Regions from separate parts of the Mus musculus genome. Here all the other regions are linked to region 2. A link is a loop called in an ENCODE intact Hi-C map of the cell type or tissue named here. Cell type or tissue: gastrocnemius. All regions are shown on one strand.

What was found. Hi-C counts contacts between places; a loop is a spot of excess contacts. Peaks named below come from ENCODE experiments on the same cell type or tissue, not always from the same donor. Only the 100,000 strongest peaks of a DNase experiment are listed, where the experiment ranks them.
Region 1: it touches region 2 in a loop (4-fold over the local background); 10 of 42 quality-filtered maps call a loop at or near these places.
Region 3: a loop joins it to region 2, with 5 times the contacts of the local background. A loop is called at or near these places in 15 of 42 quality-filtered maps.

The regions. Positions count from the first base shown.
Region 1 is chr10:59,449,584-59,453,583 of GRCm38, forward strand. It overlaps Mcu (mitochondrial calcium uniporter), which reads right to left. Exons shown (of 8, transcript NM_001033259.4): 7 at 1,623-1,739. Among named protein-coding and RNA genes, the nearest start is that of Oit3, 9.8 kb to the left of the region's middle. In gastrocnemius, a CTCF peak has its summit at 2,387 (motif pointing right); a DNase peak (open chromatin) is centred at 2,523.
Region 2 is chr10:59,813,494-59,817,493 of GRCm38, forward strand. The region is part of intron 8 of Micu1 (mitochondrial calcium uptake 1); the gene reads left to right. Among named protein-coding and RNA genes, the nearest start is that of Gm23803, 2.3 kb to the right of the region's middle. In gastrocnemius, a CTCF peak has its summit at 1,533 (motif pointing left); DNase peaks (open chromatin) are centred at 470, 1,520 and 3,324; H3K27ac peaks cover 975 bases.
Region 3 is chr10:59,494,885-59,498,884 of GRCm38, forward strand. The region is part of intron 1 of Mcu (mitochondrial calcium uniporter); the gene reads right to left. Among named protein-coding and RNA genes, the nearest start is that of Oit3, 55 kb to the left of the region's middle. In gastrocnemius, no CTCF peak of the experiment used is centred here; no DNase peak of the experiment used is centred here.

The sequences.
Region 1 (4,000 bases), 360 kb before region 2:
CAGTCAACTGAAGCATCTTTAGAGCCTGTCACATGCTTGGGTCTCATCCTTAAGTAGTTGTATTAATTAGCATGGGTGGGGCTAACGTTCCTCTATTTGTACTGGACTAGAGATGACTGGTCAGTATTACCTGTGGCTCAGAATGACCTCATGCACAGCCACAGAAGGCAATGTGCACTTACACACACACTACACATACTCACATGTACATGATCATGCACACTTACAAACACACATAAGACATGCACAGATTACACACACACTCATTTACACATAGATGTACACACACACACAGAGACACACAAACATATGTACCACACACAGACACACACACTCATATGCTCACAAACACACGGACACACTCACACAGACACATACATATGTACCACACACACAGACACATACAGAGAGACAGAGACACACATACAAACACATTCACACAGACATGGACACAAATACATTACACAGATAAACACACAAAACACACATAAATGGACATACACTCACATACCACAACCTTCCCCACCAACAGACACACACACACCACAGAGAGACATGGACATACACATACTCACACCACACAGACACAGACACACACGTATACCACACACACACACACACACAAACACACCAGAGAAGGGCAGCCAAACACTCTAAGGAAGAAAGGCCTTCTGGTAACTGTTGAAAACCTCTGCAATCTCAAGACTATGGGGAACAAATGAGGATTTAGTCACCCAAATTAAAGGGACTGCAGGAGTTTGAAAGAGGGGCTTCTGTGGAAAGGAAGCGTGTCTTTAAAACGCATCCCCCGGAATGACCTCACGAGTACCCTGCCCAGCCCTCCTCGGCTCTCCCACAGTGCAGTTTGCTTTTGGCTTTAGCGTCCATCCAGTTGACTTGGAAAGACTTTGGATCAGTCATTGTAGAGAGAATAGAAGAGGAAAACAACAAGAAAACAGAAAAAAAAAAGGGTCTGAAGAACTGACTATGAAAAAAGGAAAAAAAAAATAGCTCTAAAAATTCCAGTGTGTTTGTGTCAACAGCACAGCTGGGGCTCACCATTTTCATCACGGTGAGGGCACACAGTGTACAGGTGCCTGAGAGGCTGAGGTTGGAGTGTCACCTGGAGTCACAGGCCAGCCTAAGGCGGGCATCCAGACCTGTCTCTTCAACCACAAACAGCAAAGCCAGCCGGGGGGCAGCTCTGCCAACAGAGCACTTGCCCAGCAAGCCTGGGGTTCTCACCTCAACCCTCAGCATCTCCTAAACCTTCGGTGGAGTCAATCCTAAAGGAAGGTGGAGGCAGGAGGACCAGGAGTTTGATTCATTCCCAACTGCTATACAGTGAGTTCAAGGATAGCCTGGGTCACAGAGGCCACTGCCTTAAAACAAACAAACAAACAAACAAACAAACAGAAATATATCCTTCTAACAGGAAGCCAACCCCCTTAAAAAACCAAAAAACAACCTTTTAGCTAAATAAAGTTTTAATTAACCACCTTTATACTGGAAACGGTCGCCGTCTCCTTCCCTCCGCCTGCCCGATTGCAGGACCACGGTTATCAACGATAACAATGCTATTGAAGACAGGGCTGGGCTCGTTTAATTCTCATAGGACTTACCTGAGCAATTGCATCCTTGAGCTGATTGTATTTCTCTAGGTCGAAACGTGACTTTTTGGCTCCTTTATGGAAAAATAATAAGTATTGTCTGTCTCTGGCTTCTGGATAAACATATTCCTACAACACAAAGGAGAAATTAGCCATTAGTCCTCAATAGTAGTATTCTAAAGACATTTATTAACTGCTGGTTGATAATTCACTGTTGGTTAGACTCAATACAATAAGCATTCATAGACAGACCCACATGCTGTGTTACATATTTAGTTATTTCTTAAATGTTGTTTGCCTTTGTGTTTCCCTGGGCTCAAGCTATCCTCTTCCCTCATCCCCGCAGGCAGCCGGGACTACGAACACTTGCCCTGTTCCAGGCTTTGGTTGCTCTTTCTCGGCCAGAGTCTATTCATTTCCAGTGCTTCGTGGTATTGTACTGTAGCCCACCAGAGTGTTATTGTCTCCTCTACCACGACTGAAGCTGGGATGATTGCAGGTATGTGCTAGCATGCCTGGACTCACCAGATCTTCTTCTTTCAAGGAATTTGCTGTCTTACAAAGATTCTTCAGGCTGAGAATGAATGTAGTGTGTCATTGTAATGATCCTGAAGTGTTTAGATGTTGCTTAACAGTCATTTAGCTCATGGTGCTAATTAGAGATGCTAGTTAGGTAAGCCAATATTTAGCCTAAGGAATTATGTACATTTAACCGGCTGATGTTTCTGGTCAGAGGTGTGACCAAACTGGTTACTACTGCTATGTCATAACTTGTCACTTGGGGGCAGTAACAATACTCTGGAAGTCCAGTGGAGCAGGGACACAGGACAGACACAGCATTAAAGCTACGAGTACAAGATAATGAAGAGCTGCCACTGTGTTCCAGACTAACACCGCAGTCATGCAGAGCCCCAGTGAGCGTGTACAAAGCAGAGCTCTCTGGGGCAGTGCCACCCCCTCAGCCCCTCCCACCAGCCCAAGCAAGTCTCTGTGTACATCAGGATGACCTTGAACTTGCAATACTCCCCGGCCTCTGTTACCTATGCGCAAGAATACTTCTTTTCTCTTCTTTCCTTTCCCTTCCCTCTCCCCCTTCCCCTTCCCTTCCCTTTCCTTTTCTTTTTTAAAGATTTATTTATTTATTATATGTAAGTACACTGTAGCTGTCTTCAGACACACCAGAAGAGGGCATCCCATCTCATTACAGATGGCTGTGAGCCACCGTGTGGTTGCTGGGAATTGAACTCAAGACCTTTGGAAGAGCAGTCAGTGCTCTTAACCGCTGAGCCATCTCTGCAGCCCCCGCCGCTGGTATTTCTACTGTTATTCTAGATCCAGGTGACTTCGTTTTCAGAAATAACTACTCACAAATGAACTCAACAGAGGGAAACGGGATATAAACATTTATCAGGAAGGGAAGCTTGGGGGCAGGACACACTCGGGTTCAGTTCCTGGGCCTACGGTTTTCAACATGTAATTCTTTTCCTAACAAGCCTTACTTCTTCATCTGTAGAATGGGTATGTAGTTACAGAATTGAGACTAACTAAATGAGTGGCTATATATTCATGCTTTTTGATATAAAATATATGATTCACCTCGGAAAAAGGTGCACAGACATTTTTGCAGATGTGAGAGGGCTTAATCTTTTCATAATCAAAGAAATGCAAAATCCATAGGGAAATGCCATTTTAAAAATTTTGCTGACTGACTGGAAAGAATACATCAAAGAGTTTCTGAATTTAAGATGTAACTGGAAAGGTTCTAGTGTGTGCCCAAGGGTGTGGCTGCCTTTTATTTTCATTTGTTCACTTCATTCAGTCCTTGAGATATAAGGAACCACACATGTTATAGAACAAGGGAGTGAGATGTGGATGACACCAGGCTATGCAGGTGTGGTGGAGCACATGAGTAACCATGGCACACTGAAGGCCCAGGCAGATGCCAGGCCACACTGAGTTACAAAGTGTGAACCTGTTCCCCAAAGCAAGCAAACCACAGCTTTACACACACACACACACACACACACACACACACACACACACAGACACACACACACACACAGACACACACACGTAAAAGATATTATAGTCTCCTTTGAAGGAAAAGACACTGAACTAATAATTGTGATAACGCACAGTGCAAGAACAATAGAATAATACACTGCAGTGTTTCACGGGAAACGGGAGACAAGGAGCTGTAGGAAACTGGTTAGACGTTTCTGAAAGGTGGAAATTCAAGTAAGCCTTGAAATAGAATGGAAAGGAACAAGGAGAGCATTCCATACTGAAGACTGGCATGGGGAGGGGAGGGCAGAGGAGGGCAGAGGAGGGAAGAGGAGGGGAGGGGAGAGGAGGGGCCCCTGGGGACTAGAACACAGTGCAAACACAGG
Region 2 (4,000 bases):
CACTTGGAGTTAATGCAGGGCTTACAGTTTCCCCTTACAGCCCTAGTTTCCATACCAAAGCCTAGTTTTTAGAAAATGAGTTTCCGATTCAGCCTTTAATCCCAAGCATAGTTCATGCTGTCTCCTACGCGCAAGGACTCCCTGTGGGCGTGGGAAAGAGGTGATTGTTACTGTCCTTTCTCAATCAGCTTCTCTATGTCGCCTTTTCTAATTTACCCTTTGGTAATTTCATAGATGCATATAAGGTGTTTGCGTCATAGTCACCCCCACCTTCTTCATCCTCCATCCTCCCACTCACCCCGTCCCCCAGTCCCTCTGGACCGCTTCTTCCCAGCACACCCCTCTTATGGTCCTGCCTTTTATTTCTTTAGACTCACTGAGCTTCACCAGGGTAGCCCATGTGAACATGTGCATGGGTAATTTACTGAAGCACAGGCAACTTACCAGGGACCGCTGACAAAAAGTGACTCACCCTGCGCCAGCAGCTGGCCGGCATCAGCTGCCCGAAGCTCGTCAGCCAAGGGCTGGGCCGCATGAGTCCCTTCCCCATTATATGTTGTCTTCATAGAAGGTGATGTAGTTCTCTGTCATTGTAGCTGAAGGGAGGCTGGAGAGATGGCTCAGTGGTTTAAAACGCAGGCTGTTCTTCTAGAGGACCCATATCAGGTGGCCCACACCACCTGCAACTCTGGCTCCAGGGGACCAGGTGCCCTCTTCTGACCTCCATGGGCACATATATACTCACATACACATCATACGTTCACACAGATATACATAAGCAAAAATAAGGATAAGATCGTGTTTTTAAATGTATCTCAAGGTAACAGAAGCAAGTCTGATGGCAGACCTGTTGCTAATACTGGTGTGCATAGTTAATGTCCACTGAGCTCTTTGTGTGTGCCAGGCTGATTACTATCACACTTCAGCAAAATACAAAGCACAAACATTGGATGGATGCACCATCAACTTATCACAGAGAAAGAAAGAAAACGCTGTTGAGTTTGCCACAAGAGAAGTACTTTCACCATGTCCGTATCTTTCCCCATCAGTGAAGATCAAGCTTACAATACTCCTCTAGTCTTAGACTTCTGGTACGTGGAGTTCTTATGCAGACAAAAAGGGAAATGCAAGTAAATGAACTAATAAACTAGTCTGAACCGCCCCTCCTTGGAGAGCCAGCACCTCTGGCTGTTTCGTTCTGAATCGGCCTATCAGCCTCCCCACATCTGTTGTCCTTTGCACTGTCACAGCATTGGTGATACAGCAGTTTGAAAAGAAAATTCCACAGTTATCTGGAATTTTCTCCTAAACTATTGGCACCCATTCTGCAAACTCTGACTTGTTTCTGCAGGCAGAGACAGCAAGGGTACAGTTGCTCTCTAGTCAGTAACAATCTTAGGCAGTCTGCTGATTTCAGAGACACTAGACTGTGCAACTGGGCAATGGCCCCACAGTTAAGAAATAGCCTTATCTTTCCAGCTCCCAAGTCAGGCAGCCCACAACCACCAGGATCAGCTCTGAGGGATCTGACGCCCTCTGCTGGGCTGTGGAAGCACTCACATTACCAACATAGTTTGATGATGATGACAGTGGTGCTGAAGATGTGGCATGTCTGCCGCTGTAATTGGCAGCAAGAACCTGGGAGAATAGGGCCTAAAAATGAGGTGAACTAAGGACTCGTGCAAAAGCCAACTTTATTCAGAGCATCCGACAGTTTTTACTCTGAGTGTTAAGAATCATGTGGATGGGCGGGTGAGATGGCTCAGTGGGTAAGAGCACCCGACTGCTCTTCCGAATGTCCGAAGTTCAAATCCCAGCAACCACATGGTGGCTCACAACCACCCGTAATGAGATCTGATGCCCTCTTCTGGTGCGTCTGAAGACAGCTACAGTGTACTTACATATAATAAATAAATAAATAAATCTTTAAAAAAAAAAAAGAATCATGTGGATGAAGTGTACAGTCACAAGGACAAACCTCTTGTGTTTTTCCACAAAGGCGTAGAATAACTACACTTAGGAGAAGCATGAAACACATGCCAAAAACAGTTATGTGTTTCAAAGAAGCCAAGGTCACAAGACTCTTGTCTTCTTAGGGTTTTCTAAAAAGCACTCAGAATTCTCATTCAACTCCATCCTTGAACTGTATCCCAACAGTTAAATGTGTGTCCTGCAGAGCACCTGAGTTCAGGTCCCAGCACCCATATCAGGTGACTTACAACCTAACTCCAACTCCAGGGTATCAAGTGCCTTCTACTCCGCCTTCTACTACACGCTCGCTTGCGCGCACATGCGCGCGCGCGCGCACACACACACACACACACAAGCACAAATCTCAAAACAATAGTAATTCTTAAAATGTAAAAGATTATCTCAAGGGGGCTGTGGACCCAGCTCAGAGATACAATGCTTGTCTCATGAGCCATAAGGTCCTGAGTTCAGTTCCCAGCAATATATTTTAAAAAAAAAAAAAAAAGAAAGAAAGAAAAGAAAGGATTCACACCATCCTGGGCTACCTAGTGAGATCCAATCTCAAAAAGTTAATTAAGTAAATTAATTAAAAGTAAATTAAAATCTGAGAAAAGATCAATAGAGATAATTTTACATGTATTATCTAGCTTAACTTTGGCAGTAACCTCAAGAGAAAGATACTGTCATTTTACCCACATTATAAATAAAGTAACCAAGGCTTGAAAGGGTTAAACAGCTTGCCTGGAGGTACACATTTGGTATTTGTCCAAGGGAGGAAAAAAAAAACAGAGTCTCTCTGACTGCCAAGGCAATTTTCTTGCTGCCATGTTATATTGGATTCCCTTCTATAACACACCAGCAATACCTTTGAAGTGGATGCAAGGGATAGCCTGATCCTTCCATAGCCAGAAGAGACTATGGGGCTGCATAAAAGTGTTTTCCAGGGGCTGCCAGATTCAGAGACTGGATGCAAGGACCCCCAGGAGTCTGGACCCTGAGACTCAGATTTCTAACTTAGAGGACAGGGTCTTTCTGTGTTTTGATCCAGCTATTCTCACTTCCCTATGGGGCACAGTGCTATGCTAACGCTTTACTTAGCATCTCTCCTTGCGTGGATTCTATAAAACTTGATGACATGGTAGCTTTCTAATAGCAAGTGGCAGAAGGCACAGAACTTTGCTGATGAGTTCTTTTGGTTCTCACTTTAATGAATAAGTGTACCTGCCAGTCTTGCCTAATTTATCACTCCAGCCTGCTTCCAGATCTCAGTACAAATTGTTTTGGCTTGCATGGAACTGCCATCCCGCCCACGAGCTCCTGGGAGCTTGTCGCTGTACTTGGCTGTGTGTATTGTTTCTTCCGGGCTTGTTGTATGTGAAGTGACCCTGCAAAAGCAAGCTGTCCTTCCTAGCCAGCAGAGCCCATACCTAGGCATCTCCTCAAAGCTTTAGGGGATACTTCAAGATCCACCCCCCCGACCCTGAGGAATGAATACCAATTCTAAAGAAGCTGTGCCATCTCCCCCTTAGGCCTACTGCATTCTCTACTGCAGAGTGTGTCTTAGTTGCCCATTTGGTAATAAATTGGTACGTAAATTGTGTAAATGAGCCAGAGACACATTCAACCAAAATTATTTAATAAGCACATGCTATGTGACCCTGCACTTGTGTAACCGACCAAATAATATAAACCACAGACTTTTACTTCAAGAAGTACATGATAGTGGGCTGGGAGATAGCTTAGTAGGTAAACTGCTTGCTATGAAAGCACATGGACCAGCACTCAGGTCGTTGGAGCCCACATACAGCCAACCATAGCATGCTGATACAACCCCAGCTCTCCTAAAGCAGGGTGGATGGTGAGTCTAGGTGGTGAGTCAATCGAATCACCAGGAGCCCTGGGGCCAGCTAGCCTGGCATATACAGCAGAGAACAAGAGACCCTGTGGAAAACAAGATAGGACCACCACCCAAGGCTGTCCTCTGACCCCGGTATGCTCATGCATGCACACACACACACACACACACACA
Region 3 (4,000 bases), 320 kb before region 2:
AAAAGCCAGAAGCCTCTATGATTTTTACGAATTGTCCTTGGCGATATATATATATATATATATATATATATATATATATATATATTGCAGTCAACAGTACACGACATGATTTCTGTTAGATGCTGTAGAGCATGGACTGGCGGGCCAGCCACCTCTGTTTGTAGAGTTTTAGTGCAACACAGCTGAGCTCACTCATGCCCACTGCAGGTCGACTGACTCTCTGTCTGAACAGCAGATTTCAACAGCAGCGGTGAGAGGAATGAGTAATTGCAACAGAAACCACGGGGTCTTAGAAAGCTAGAACGTCTGTAGTGCAGCCCCTTAAGAAAGCCTTAGCTGGCCCTTGCTATAGAATACAGCTTACATGGTGTGGGGATAACTCTCCAGACCATTTCTGTAGTGATACTGACAATCGCAACTAAAAATTATATTTAGAGGCAGGTTTTCAGTGTTGCACAGGTTGGCCTCAGACCCCTGGGCATAAACCACCGTCTTCCTCAGCCTCCCAAACAGCTGTGACTTACAGCCACCATCCCAGGCTATTATTTATTGAACCGTCCACACACAGATATTGGTCTGTAATTTTTTTTTAAAGATTTCTCATGAGAAATTTGTTGAGACTAACATAAACAAAAATGATTTTGTTCTAGCCATTTCTCCTTGAAATATGGTAACAATACAAAGGAAAAACAACAAATCAAACACAACCAGGAAATGGGTAATGAATGCTCATCATCCTCACCCCCATACCCTGTGATCCCCAGACCAGAATTATCCATGCTGCATCTTTTTATTCTTGATATGTCACAATAAAATAGTAAGCTTTCTAGTTTTCTTTTGTTCTAAAGTAGCAAGCATCTCATAAATATTTGGCCAATATTAACATTAAGAAACACATCAGGAAGTTTGCTGGGAGCCAAGAATGGTGCTAGATTTATATGTATATGGTATGTGTATATTAGCTCCTGGGAGAGGGACACAGGAGTTCAGGGCTAGCCTAGATGACAGAAACAAACCACAAAATCAAATCAAACACAAGTTTGTTAGTTTGTTAGGGATGTGGAAGAGTGCAAGCTTAGCATGCATAAGCCCTGGGGTGGATTCTCAGCTCTTCAACCAAAACAAAACCTGAGCAAACCAAGCAAGCAAGCAAGCAAACACCAACGAACAACAAAATAACTAACAAATAGTTAATAAAAAGAAAGACATGCTAGGTAAACAGTGCATATTCTTCATATAGGGAGTGACCAAAATCAAGGTGAAGAGAGAGAGTCTGTGGATGGCATAACAATACCCAGGGAGAGAAGTCTCTGGGAGTCTCTGGGTACCATCAATGCTAAATAAAGAGATGGGCTAGCACCACAGACCCTTGCAAAGAAAGTAAGTTTTTATTTTTTGTAAAGGGCAGTCCACATATCTGATAAGTAACCTGAGAATGTTAGGGAAGTGCAAAAACGTGTAATTAATGTAAGAAATGCATAAGGCCACCCTTCCGTGTGTGCTTGGACAGGTTACCTTTAACCCTCACCCAGGAAGAAAAATCTCCAGCGGTGTCAACTTAGAATACAAAACGCTGTAACGTTATCTTCCCCCAAGTCATAGGACTTAAGCTAATTCAAAACCTTTCAGTATTAAAAAGAGATATCCCATGTCCTTAGATCCCACAATTAAATCCAAGTTAATGCTACTTTTGTGTCCCTTACTGGTAACATAAATTAACTTTCCCTTCATCCACCTTACACAGCCAGAAGAGCAAACCGACCAGAGACCCAAGAAGACACTAAGTCTAATCAACCCCTCCAACAGTCCCAAATATCCCAATTAGATGTGAGATAAAAGACCCAAGAAGACACTAAGTCTAATCAACCCTCCAACAGTCCCAAATATCCCAATTAGATGTGAGATAAAAGAAAGAGGAGAGGAGAGGAGAGGAGAGGAGAGGAGAGGAGAGGAGAGGAGAGGAGAGGAGAGGAGAGGAGAGGAGAGAAGAGAAGAGAAGAGAAGAGAAGAGAAGAGAAGAGAAGAGAAGAGAAGAGAAGAGAAGAGGGGAAGAAGGGAGAGGGGGAGGAAGAGGAGGAGGAGGAGGAAGAGAAGAAGGAGGAGAAGAAGCAAGAGGAGGAGGAGGAGGGCAGTAAGGATAAGATTCATTTATAATACAGCTTCCTTTAAGACCGAGTCTTATTTCGGAAACAAATACATACTAACTACCCCAAAGCATACTGTACTAACCAGGCCAATGAGCTTAGATGAATAGCTACTATTTGTCCAAAGCTGAAACGTGGCCAGAAAAAGCCTCACTGTGCCACAGTCTAGATCAGTCAGATTCTACGTCCCTGTTACACGCTGTTACATCAGTATGATCCACACGCTTATAAAAACGGATCCTTTCAATGCTGTCTCAAAGTGTCTTTTTCAAGACCAGAGTATTCATCCAGCTGGGCTAGCTCAGTGGACAAAACGCTTCACCTTCTGAGGACTTAAGAACCTGAGTTCGAGTCACCACCGTACCCTAGCCGACACTTCTCAAGGAAGCTTCCTACCTGACCAGAGGCAAGGCCAGCATTCTGAACCCCAGAAGACTCTCAGCCAGATCAGAGACCACACACAGAGCCGGAACTCCAGCCCCCTTGGAAGGAAATGCTCTGTTCCACCAGAGACCATCCAGGCCATCAGAAAACCAGCACCCAACGCAGGCAGAGACCCTCTACTTAACCACAGGGCACTCCAGCCAGAGGACCAGAGAGGAAACAGAAACCAAGGAAGAAACACCCATCCCAACAAAGACAAACCCAGAACTCAGCACCTAGGCCTCCAATCGCTCAAAAGCCCAAATGTCCGATTAAGAACACAGTCACCAACAGCCAGGGCACCATGTCGCCACCAGAGTCCAGCCATGCTACTAAGCAAGCCCTGGATATTCTAGCACAGTTGAAGCACATGAAAACATCCTTAAAACTAACTTTATGAAGATGATAGAGGACCTTAATGAAATAGATCCCTTAAAGAAAACAAGGGAAAGACAATTAAAAATTGGAGGAAATCAATAAATCCCTTAAAGAATGTCAAGAAAGCCAAGAAAAAAACAAACAGTTGCAGGAAACAAATACAACTGTCCAAGACCTGAAAATGGAAACAGAAATAATAAAGAAAACACAAACCAAGGGAAACCTGGAGATGGAAAACCTAGATAAGCCAACAGGAACAACAGATGCAAGCATCGCCAACAGAATACAGGAGATGGAAGAGAGAAAGAATCTCAGGTGCTGAAGATACGATAGAAGAAATAGATACATCGGTCCAAGAAAATGTTCAATCTATAAAACTGAGAACATCTAGGAAATCTGGGATACCAAGACAAGGTCAAACCTAAGAATAAAAGAAGGAGAAGAAGATTCCCAGCTCAAAGAATAGTTTTAACAAGCTCATAGAAGAAAATTTCTTAATCGAAAGAAAAGCATGCCTACAAAGGTACAAGCAGCTTACAGAACACCAAATAGACTGGGTCAGAAAAGAAAATGCTCTTGCCACGTAATAAAACACTAAACACACAGAACAAAGAATATTAAATCCACAAAGGAAAAAGGCCAAGTAACACATAAAGGCTGACCTATCAGAATCACACCAGCTTCTCGAGACAGGTAGAAAGCCCTAGGAAACTTAAGGACAGAGAGAAGTGCTGTGGGTGTTGTCTTCCAGATGGAATTGATCAGGACACATGCCAGCTGTGACTGCCTGAACATCCTTCCCTCCGTCTCGTAAAGGAAGGGAGGGAGACGGAGAGAGGGGAGGAAGGGAGGAAAGGAGGGAAGCCGGAAAGGAGGAATGGGAGGGAAGGAGGGAAGAAAGGAAGGAAGAGGGGAAGGAAGATGGAGGGAGGGAGGGAGGAGGGAGGAAGGGAGAGAGGAAGGGAAGAGGAAAGGAGGAAGGGAGAGAGGGGAGGGGGAGGAGAGAGGAGGGACACAGGATAGGAGAGGGTCAGTTGGGAAGGGAGGTTGATGGA